Linked DNA regions of Homo sapiens: region 2 is linked to region 1. Evidence: read pairs that join two places in POLR2A ChIA-PET (ENCODE). Cell type or tissue: A673. All regions are shown on one strand. Each heading gives the region's core, and the rest is flanking DNA. Links, peaks and the distances in the headings are about the cores only. Region 1 overlaps STXBP4 (syntaxin binding protein 4). Region 2 overlaps HLF (HLF transcription factor, PAR bZIP family member).

Region 1 (5,392 bases), core at 313-5,312:
TGCTCTATCAAAATGTACTTGGAGGGAAAAAAATGTACCTTGGTACTGGGTCAAAGACAGTCCCCCAGGACACCAATATAATTTAATATGGCACTTCTTATACTGTAAACCATTCCTTTTTCTTTACTTGATGCAGAAATCTCTTTTCTCTGCGATAGAACTTTCTGCTCCAATTGCCATGGCTAATATTAAACTATGGCTATTTTAATTTTTTCAGAGCTGTTAAGGGACATTTGCTTTTGTTTGAGCCTAAATACATTTGAAGTGCTGGGAGGGTTAGGAATGCTGGCATATTCTTAAGGGTCAGTTTTTCATTCATACATTCAATAATGATTTATTAAGTATTTATTATGTGTCAGGTTCTGTTTCAGGTACTGGGGGTAGACACTAAACAATATAGACAAAAAGCCTTCCCTCTTGCTCCTTGGAATTTACATTCTAAGTTTGGGGAGATAGACAGTAAATCAGGGATGAGAGGTAAATGTCTCATTGAAAAGATAACTGACCAGAGACCTGCAGGAGGAATGGAGTTAGGATTTCCCAAGGAGGAGCTTTCTAGGAAGAGCGAACAGTTTGCATGAAGGCCCTGAGATGGAGCTGTGATTTGTGTCTTTCAGAGAACAGCAAGGAAGCCAGTGTAGTAGAGGTAGGAGTAGTAGGGTCCAGGAAGACGGGAGTAGTAAGACATGAGGGCAGAATGGTAACAAGAGTGAATATAGGGATGGAGGTAGAGTGAAGTGGCAGAGGCTAAGAGAATTTGTAGGCCGTTGCAAGGACTTTGGTTTTACTCAGGGTAAGATGGGAAATGATTGGAGGGTTTTGGGCAGAGAATCGATGTGATCTGACTTAAATTTTAAAAGTGTTACTTTTGCTGCTGTGTTGAGAATAGACTGTAGATGGTGGGCAAGGGTGGAAGCAGGGAGAAGAAAAAGGAGATGGGCAAAAATTAACTGTAGCTTCAATAAGGGTGATAGTGGTGGAGTTGGTGTGAAGCAGTTAGATTCTAAATACAGTTTGAAGGTAAAGCCAACAGAGTAGTTCATCAATAGCATTTATTTAGCAGCCACTGCATCTAGCAACCATGTTTATGACAAAAATACAAAGGGGTAAAAGATAACCTCTCCTTTTCTGTCTCAACTTAGAACATCAGGTATGACTTAGATAAATGGATGAAGAAAAGAGGATGTTACAAAAAGAGAACCATGTGAATAAAGGAAGAGAGACAAGAAGAAATGTGGCACACTGTGAAACAATACTAGATCAATTATGATTGGAGTAGAGACTTGCTATAGGGGAGTAATGGATAAAAAAAGGTCGTGGAAAGGGAGGGAGTCAGGCTCTGGTAGAAATGGCAGGCATGAAGGGGAAGGAGCTTGAGTCTGAAGAAGACTTGAAGGCTTCTGAGCAGAAAATGATATGAGAAAACAGTGCTTTAGAAAGCTAAATCTGGCAGCAGGGTGCCAGATGGAGAGATGTGGCCAACCAATTGCCTTCTATGCCCTTGACTCAAAGGACTTTATTTCCTTGTATCTAAAAGTAATTGTTTTATAATAAAAGAATACTTTTAGAAAGAAATATCTGGAAAAGGTAGGTACATTAACCTAGCCTACCACACCAGTCAATTTCATTCAGATGATCAAGAGAGTCTCTAGTGACACAGCTAGATCAACTTCACACTAGACTGCTGCTGTGCATACAGGAGATAATGGCTAACTATGTGCCAGCACTATTCTCAATGTTTTACATCCATCAACTCAGTTAATCCACACACTGCCATGGATATGTCTATTATTATCTGCATTTTATAGACAGGACATTGATGCACAGGAAAGTTAAGTAACTAACTCAGAATCACAAACCTAGTAAGTGACAGAGCTAAGATTTGGCAGTCTAGTTATAAAGTTCATGTTCTTGGCTACTATGCTGTACTACCTTGCCAACTACAGAAAATGTTTTTAAAAAATCACTTTTAGATGACAATATTATCAGTGCCCAGTCCTGGATGAGCTTATGATGTGGTCATTACAATAGGTATATTTGAGGCTGCTTCACTCTCCATTTTTCATTCAATCAATCTAAAAAAAAAAAGACTCTAAAGAGAAAGGGCAGGAAATTCTCCATAGCTGCAATGAAGAATAACTAATTTGATGATTTGTCTTCTTCACACTCACTTCATGCAGCTTTTATTCCTCTATAAAAACAGCACTTTTATTTTTGTTCAAAGAATGCTAGTTAATTAAATGAAGACTCTGGATGGAATTTATATAGCCATTATTGTGCACTGATGGTAATACAGTGTGAAATGTAGTTGGGTGGTAAAAGATGCAGAGGTTTTGATGCTGAATAAATTCATGCTATTTCTTTTGTAAATGTGTAACTGTCAGGTTGGTGAATGTGACCCCTTAGCAAAGTTCTAGCCCAGTTACCACTGAATGGCTGTTTAAAAGATTAGTGCATTGAAATGATGACTTTTAGAGGAAGCAGTAAAGAAAAGATAACAGCAGTGTGCCGTATTTAGCAATACAAGATCACATAAATCCATTTTCTCTTTTCCTCCCAGGCTGTCTTCTAATAAATAACTGTACAGCCTCCTATGTCAGTAACAACTGAGCCAGAATTTTCCCAGTGCCTCACCATGAGACTGAAATCCCATCAGGGAAAATGCTGTCGTCCATTTACTGATTTACTATGTACTAGATAGAGTTTAATTCAGTTTAGAAGGTTAGATAATAAAAGAAAAATGAAGATATAGTAGTAAGTCAGAAAATCCACATAAGCATTATGCTTTTTAATACTAAGCAGTGTGAGCAAACATACTAGAAGGGAATCCTGAATTAAGAAGTAAAATCTCTAGCTTATTTTTTTTTTTTTTTTTTTGGCAACACTGAGGAAATGTCTTCAACTCACACTGGCCCTTTATAAAATGAGGTTTTTCTGCCTCACGATTACATAATGAAACTTCAAAGAGCAGACCAAAGTCTTCTTTGAAAATGTAATCTGAACTAATGAAAATCTTTGTAGGCTACCAATACTTTGGACTTTTGTTGGGACAAAGCACGGTAACAGCTCACACACAGGACAATAAATATACTATGTGTTTTTCCACATACAGTACTTTTCCCCCACAAGGTAACATGATCTAGAATGAAAAAACATGGGCTTTGAATGGGACATAACTAGGTTAGAATCTCAGATCAGAATTTTACACTTTTAAAAATTTTCTGGCTCTGTAATTCTCTAAGACTCAGTTTGCTCATTTTTATAATGGAAAATCACACCTATTTTATTAGATCAAAACTATTCTCACAAGAGAATTAAAGAAACTATAATAGTTCTTGGCACAATTTTTTCCTTTTCCTCTTTCTTACCTTGAAAAAATATACATAATCACCTGTGTGATCAAAGAGCTAGACAAAATAATTTATTAAGGGTTTTCCTGAGGCACTCAATTAGTAACACCAGCTCTTGAACTTTGGAGAGTTGTTTGGAAACAAAATTTGCACATGTATTTTTTAATGTTAGCAACAATCATGTAAAGCCCTTTCCTCTAGTTATGAGTTGTAATGAATGGCTCCCTATAGTAGAAGGAAAAAGCATTAATTGCAGTAGCACATCTGTAATTAGGCTAACACATTCACATCACTAAATTTAAAAGTTCTGCAATTTTTAAGTTCATCAGTAAATCTTTCAAAATGTCAATAGGTGACAGGAGAAAAATGAGACTGCAAAGAGATATAATGTTTTTGTGCAATGTAACCTATGCTACCAAGCCCTAAAGAATACTTCTCTTATCAGCTTCCTACATCCACTCTTTGGAAAGCCCTTCTTGGTCTTGGTACTATTACAGCTTGTGAAAAAAATTAAGGGTTACTGCAGGAAAAGAGCTATTGAATTAAAATGTTTAAAAGCAAGTTATATCTAGTTTCCTTGACTTATGAGTCTGATTTGTTAAAATATATATAATATACCTTTCAATGGATAATCCCAAAATGCTTTGCAGATATTGACAAATGAAGGTATAACTCACCCCTCAGGCATGAATGTGTATGGGGGAGAATATGATTCGTAGAACTTTTTAACAGACCTCTGACATATGCTTTCTTTTCTCTTTCCTCACTCCCCCTCCATGACTCATCTAGCCAACTCCTCCTCCTCCTTACCTAACCAGTAATTAAGCACTGTGAAGTCTTCATTTATAATGTAATTTGCAGCTGTTGCTTAATTTCCATTCTAACCACTGTATTACTGATTTATGTCTTTATCCTCTCATGCTTGGGTACTATGAAAATCACATATGTGATCACCCTGCCTACTGTGTTCTTTATTGTATTCTGCATACTTCTGAAAGATTGATTTCCTCAAAATATTGATGAAGTACCACCTTAGGTAACAAACCTAACAACATGGTACATGATAAAATATATCCTCATTCTTCATTCTTCAAAGTTCTCTACTACCTATTCCAAATCAACCTACTTACTAGCTTTAGTCCACTTAACTCTCACATGATTCCCATATCCAAGTACATTAACTTACCACATTTACCAGGTGAAATTCTTCTACTTCCAAGACACTTTGGGTCACATTAATCCTCTAGGTATATATATTTTTCACCTTTTTCCATCATTTAGTTGTTACTTGTCCTTCAAAATCTATCTCAGATTTCACCTTATCTGTTTTTCCATTCTACTTTTGTATAAATGATCTTTCTCTCCTTTTTTATCTTTTAGATTTGTCGTCTGTAATTAATCACATATTTAGTACTCTTAACTGCTATCTTGAACTGTCATTAAAATGCTTTATTACCCAACTTTCTAAAATCAAAGGGTCTTGACTGCCCAAATTAGAACACAATCTGTCTGAGAGTAAAAACCCTATCTAATATGAGCAGGTACTCTACTTAACATAAAATGAGATATAACTGAGTTGACAAACCATGAAAATGACTATTTCATTTTTCATATACAAAAACTGCCTTAAGGAACTTATTTAGGCAAGAAGCTTTCATAGGAAATTTCTTCAAAAAAGGGTTCAGATTTATGGGAATATTAGAACTACATTTTATTTAACAATTAAAATAACAATCATAAACTATGCTTTGAGAAACACCATATAATAATAGGCAAATTATTTCATTATATTACTTTTTTAGAGTCTCACTGTGTTGCCTAGGCTGGAGTGGAGTGGCATGATCTTGATTCACCGCAACCTCCGCCTCCCAGGTTCAAGGTGATCTAAAGACATCCACCCACCTCGGCCTCCGAAAGTGATGGGATTACAGGTGTGAGCCACCATGCCAGGCTGCATTATATTCTTTTTATATAAATTTTAAAAAATCTTTTTTACAGTATTTATCAAGCAAATAAGACTAAGTGGAATGAAGAAAATACCA
Region 2 (5,392 bases), core at 145-5,144, 260 kb before region 1:
TTTGATTTATTAGCAAGAAGCCATCTTCTGACCACAAAGACAAGATTTCAAAGTTCTCACCCAGTTCCTAGCTAAAGATGTCCAAAGAGACTTCTAAGCCAATGATTTTCAACAAGGAAATTGAAGTTGTATGCTTTGAAGAGAGGGGCTTGATTGGGTGGCATCTTATGCTTAAGTGTGCATGGAAGAGCCATCCTACATGCAGCATGTGATGGGCCCCCAGGGACTGAGGACTTGTGTATGACTGGGAGTCTACGCAGCTTGGCTTCATATCAGTTCTTGCCATCTCGGATCCAAATGCTCTCCAGGCATGAAGTCATTTCCTCCAAGAGATTTGAAGATGCCCCAGAAGAATCTTAGGCTAAGGTCACTATTCTTAAGCTAAGGTCACTATTCTTATTCCTCTGAGAAAGGTGAAAGGTGGGTTGGGTGCAGTGGCTCACGCCTGTAATCCCAGCACTTTAGGAGGTCGAGGTGGGTGGATCACGAGGTCAAGAGATCGAGACCATCCTGGCCAACACGGTGAAACCCTGCCTCTACTAAAAATACAAAACTTAGCTGGGCATGGTGGCACGTGCCTGTAGTCCCAGCTACTTGGGAGGCTGAGGCAGGAGTCGCTTGAACCCAGGAGGCTGAGGTTGCAGTGAGCTGAGATCGCACCACTGCGCTCCAGCCTGGTAACAGAGTGAGACTCCACCTCAACAACAACAACAACAAAAAGGTGAAAGGTGTTTGATGGATGAAAATAGAGCTGAACCCTAACTTGTAACCACTCAATTTTAACTAGAGGTTGTCACCAAGTAAGAGATGCCCATCGACCTTGTGCACAAAGCTGGCGCTAGTCTATGAACTGTTGGTGAAGTCACACTATGAAACAACGTCTCTACCACCCATTCCCATACCATCAGCCATCCTGCTCTGGCATATGAGCAGGGGAATTCTTTTCCGTCCTCTCTGAAGGAACGAATAGTCTGAAATATTGAATTGGAAAAATGCTCAAGGCATCCATTCTACTCTCGTGGGCCCCATGTAGTTATCTGTTGAAGGCCTCGGATGTGCCAGAGACAATTCATTTGTTGTCATTAGTTCCCCCCACAACCCTCAGAAGTGAGTATACCTTCATGTCACAGATGAGATTATGTTCAAAACGGTTTAGAAGCTGCTCAAGGTCACATACCCACTAGGTGACAGATTTGAATCCAGAATTGTACTCCTCAACACAGAGCCCCCTTCTCACTATGCCGGAGATGCTGAGTTTCTTGGCCTGGGCTGCAGCCCCACACAGCCGGTTTTGAGCTCCCCAGGTGAATCTACTGGGCTCCCTGGGCTGAGAACCACTGCTCTACATCAGCCTTCTTACATGAATCAGGGGTTTTATTCCGCCTTGCATCACAGGTTCCTTTAGGGAAGTAAAAAAAAAAAAAAAAAAAAAAAAAGCTACAAGTCTTCTCTACAGCAAAATAAATGTTTATACATAAAAAGTTGCATACAATTTCAGATAATTATGGCATCTCTGAAGCCTCTGCGTGGATCCCCCAAGGGTCATGAACTTGAATTAAGAGCCAAGTCTATAAATCCTTGACACCAATTACTTGGCTGCAGATGGAAGTTGGCTGGGATCAGTTTAAAAATTCAGATTTCTGGGCCCCATCCAAGAACTACTGATTCAGAATCTCTGGATTTATACTCCTAGATGTTGCTGAATTATTCTTTATATATTAGAGAACAAGACAGTCTGTGGACTGGCTTTTGGGAACCACCCCTCTAAATAATGCCCACTCCAGGGATCAGAATTCATCTCAGCCACTTTTACCTCTGTAACATTAGGTAAGCTACGTGACTCTCCTAACTTTCCATTTTGTCTTCTGTAAATGGGGATAATAATTGTCCCTACCTCATAGAGCTAATATGGAATAAAATATTCCATCTAAGTGTTTAGCACAGTGTCTGGCACATAACTACCCAATAAATGTTAATTTATTACTAATTATATAGTATTATCATTTTATTATCTAGGTAATAATCTCTACAAATGGTCTCTTTGCTACCGAGGTGGGAACAGAATACCATTGCTAGCCAACTGTTAATAAAAATACATGAAAGAAAGGAAAAAATTCAAAGTTTATTCAACATTAAGAATAACAGACAGATAAAGGTTTGGACTTAACAGCATAAATACCACCAATATCATGGTGTACAATTAAACTAACCTCATGTCAACTTGTACCTGTTTAACAGATGCGATCTTTGTGGTGTTGCCAAAAGGATAATGGATTATTGTTATGTTTGGTAAGGTGCTCAAAATTAAAGACTTTATGTCGACTTATTCACACACATACACACACACACACATGCACGCACACACACACACACACACTCTTACACTTAGCCTCCTGCAAAATGTATTGACTTTAGTTGCTATATCCGATTCGGATAAGGCTTTGCTCATTTTTTAAATGACATTATTAATTGCAGAAAAAACGTGGAGGAGACCTTGGCCTTGCCAGTGGGGGTACCTAGGAGCAGAAGGTGATCGCCACCTGGAGGGCAGATCACTTAGTCTCAGACACCTGCAGGGTGCTGAGACCCCAGTGCTAAATCCAGATCTCCAATTGCCATCACACATAGGCAAGCAGGCCTGGTCCCATGCCTTGGGATCGCTCTAATTGACTGTGATAAAGATTGAGTTTTCCTTAAAGGAAGAATAGGGTAAAATGAGATAAACTACTAGAAAAACCAAAGAATAGCTTTGCATTTCACAGAATGTCTATTGTTTTACACTGGGGGCAGTGGGGAGGGTGCCACTGATAATTCTTGCTTCTTCCGAAAACAGACCCTAGACATCTGATTGTACATTTGGAATTACTGTGAGTTCCCCACCAAACCAGTGGGTTAGAAGGAACCTCTGGGTGGTCTAGTACAGGTTTCCATTCCACCCACCCCACTGTGGAATCCCATCTGTACTCTCCTCAAAGGGTCCTTCTGCTTTGAGGGATGGGTCAGTGGAGGCCTGTTGTATTTGAAGACAAAAGGCCTATCACAGTCTTGCCTAATGTGGTATTTGAATGGTTCAAAGTGGCCACTTCCTGAAGAGAAAGAAGTAATGATCTACAGCCCTCCCCTCAACAAACTACCTCCTTAAGGCAGCACCAGCAGAAAGATAGGCTGGTCAATTTTTGCCTTTCTTTGCCAAGTCTAGTTAAAAGAAACAACAATGTGACCTCATCAGGAGGTCCTAAGCTGTTCCTTCCAAATCATGTCTAGATGATGTCAGTATGATATGATTTGGATTCATTGTTAATGGCCAAATAATTAATCTCTGAAAGATGCTTAGGATGAAAAGGTGAAAAATGACAAAGGGACTCTCATAATAGCTGCAGCGTGCAGACATGCGTCTGACTCCGGTTGACCCAAATCACTCAGAGTCAAGCCATGGCCTCCCGCTCCATGAAGCAGATCTGCCTTGTTTGCTAGTTAACTGCCCTGGATGGAGAGGCAGCCAGTCCAGAGGGAGTGTTCGTGTGTGTGTATCGTGACAATGACCTACATATAAGGCACCTGTACAGACTCCAAAGTGTTTAAATTTGTAAGACGAGGTAGGTTTCTGAAACCTCTCCTGGCACACAAGAGAATACATTTTATTAGAATCTTTTTATTTTTTTCTGCAGAAAACATTTGAGATGCTCATTTGATATAAACATCTAATTCCAAGAGAGACCAGTGCTCAAATATAGTTTTTTCAGCTACCATTTGATACGGCCATAAATTTGGATGGTCCATGTTACAATCCTTCCACAATTCTCCACTTAAAGACATCATTTTTCTATGTTTTTAATGACTATTGCCATCTAACAATTCTACAATTCGCCTCTTTGCCTGTAAAAAGGCCAACTCTACGTCCACCTGTGTCTCATATTGCTATCTTTTATTTATCTCTGCTTAAGATTGCAAAAGTTTTTGATTTTATTATTCACCTGAACAATGTATTGCAATTCCAATACACCCCCATCTCTTGCTGTTATCTACAGCTTGTGACAAAATGAACACCTTGTAGAAATATCCTACTGGTTGGGTTTCCCAAGTCTATGACACTATGAGAGAAGCATTGCTGATGGATTGACGAGGAGACCACCAGATCATTAAAGGATTAGATACTCTGAAGGCAGGAAACTAGAAAATCCCATTGATGAAAGGATATTTTAATCTAGCGTAAAATGTTTCTTTGTCGTAACAGCAGAATTTCTTGACATTTTACAACTTAATGAAACAAAAGAACAATCATCTTTAAAGTCAAACATCTATCAAATTATAAACCAAACACATAGCACCGATATCAACCTCATAAAACGTGCGGGCCCGCAGGGTAGAAAAGAACTGTCTGGGGCACTGGCAGCAACGTGCCATTCCAGGAACTCAGAATTTCGAAGTGAACATTTTTGTGGCAGATGCTTTTCCTAAAAAACACTGTATCATCCAATAAATATTTGACTAAAATCCATTTTGTGCTTTTGGGTGACGTTAACTGACTTCTTTCTGAGGCCTAATAAGAAACAAGAAAGCTCCTTGTGTATTTTAGAGCAGGATTCGTCATCACAAGCCTCGATACTGTCATAAAATTTTAATTTAAAGCAGAAAACATGCTGATGTGTCAGTGATAGGGCTTAAAATATTAAAGACTTCAAAAACCCCCAAGCACTTCTTCTCTGTACAACATTGGTGAATATATATCTTTGCTATATAATTTTAAAACATGGAATAGTTTTCCTCTCCTCTTTTCTATATATAATATATGTCTTCCAAAATACATTGTCAGTATTTATATCTGAAAAATACTGTACAAAAAAGAACTTCCTATAATTACTCTGTATAAACATTAAACGATTTAATAATCTCTCCTTTTGGTCTATAGTAAACATTTAAATTGATTGGATTAACCACAGTTTGTGACAACACCATCCCCTTCTGAGATACACCAGTGTCTTTTACATTCATTTTTCAGAAGTCCACTTTATAAGAGCACATACGTTCAAAAGCAAACAGAGAATAAGAAACATAAGCTTCAGAATCATTAATTTATGAGGCATTCAAAAATGACACCACTAGGAAAAAGGGCCTTAGAAAACATCAACTTATTAACTTAATCAACTGATTTTCTTTTTAAAAACAACAAAGTATAATTCACAAAAATATATATATTACCAAAAAGTGGGAAAACTGAATCTTAAGTAACTGTTTTGAATGTCAAGAGGGATATGGAAAAAGTTAACTAGAAAAGTGGGGGCGAGGCAGGGTGTGAGGGAAGGGGAACAACAAAACCGAACACATCAATGTCAAAGGCTAATCCAAGACGCAGTTTTTGGCTCATGTACTGATAAATTAACCCCTCATCCTT

What was found. ChIA-PET counts read pairs that join two places held together with the same protein. Peaks named below come from ENCODE experiments on the same cell type or tissue, not always from the same donor. Only the 100,000 strongest peaks of a DNase experiment are listed, where the experiment ranks them.
Region 2: POLR2A ChIA-PET joins it to region 1 with 5 read pairs; 2 of 35 experiments call an interaction of 5 or more read pairs at or near these places.

The regions. Positions count from the first base shown.
Region 1 is chr17:55,066,639-55,072,030 of GRCh38, reverse strand. All of the region lies in intron 12 of STXBP4 (syntaxin binding protein 4), which reads right to left. Among named protein-coding and RNA genes, the nearest start is that of STXBP4, 100 kb to the right of the region's middle. In A673, for the core only: no CTCF peak of the experiment used is centred there; DNase peaks (open chromatin) are centred at 1,810 and 2,440; H3K27ac peaks cover 2,050 bases.
Region 2 is chr17:55,321,776-55,327,167 of GRCh38, reverse strand. It overlaps HLF (HLF transcription factor, PAR bZIP family member), which reads right to left. Exons shown (of 4, transcript NM_002126.5): 4 at 1,981-5,392. Among named protein-coding and RNA genes, the nearest start is that of HLF, 60 kb to the right of the region's middle. In A673, for the core only: no CTCF peak of the experiment used is centred there; no DNase peak of the experiment used is centred there.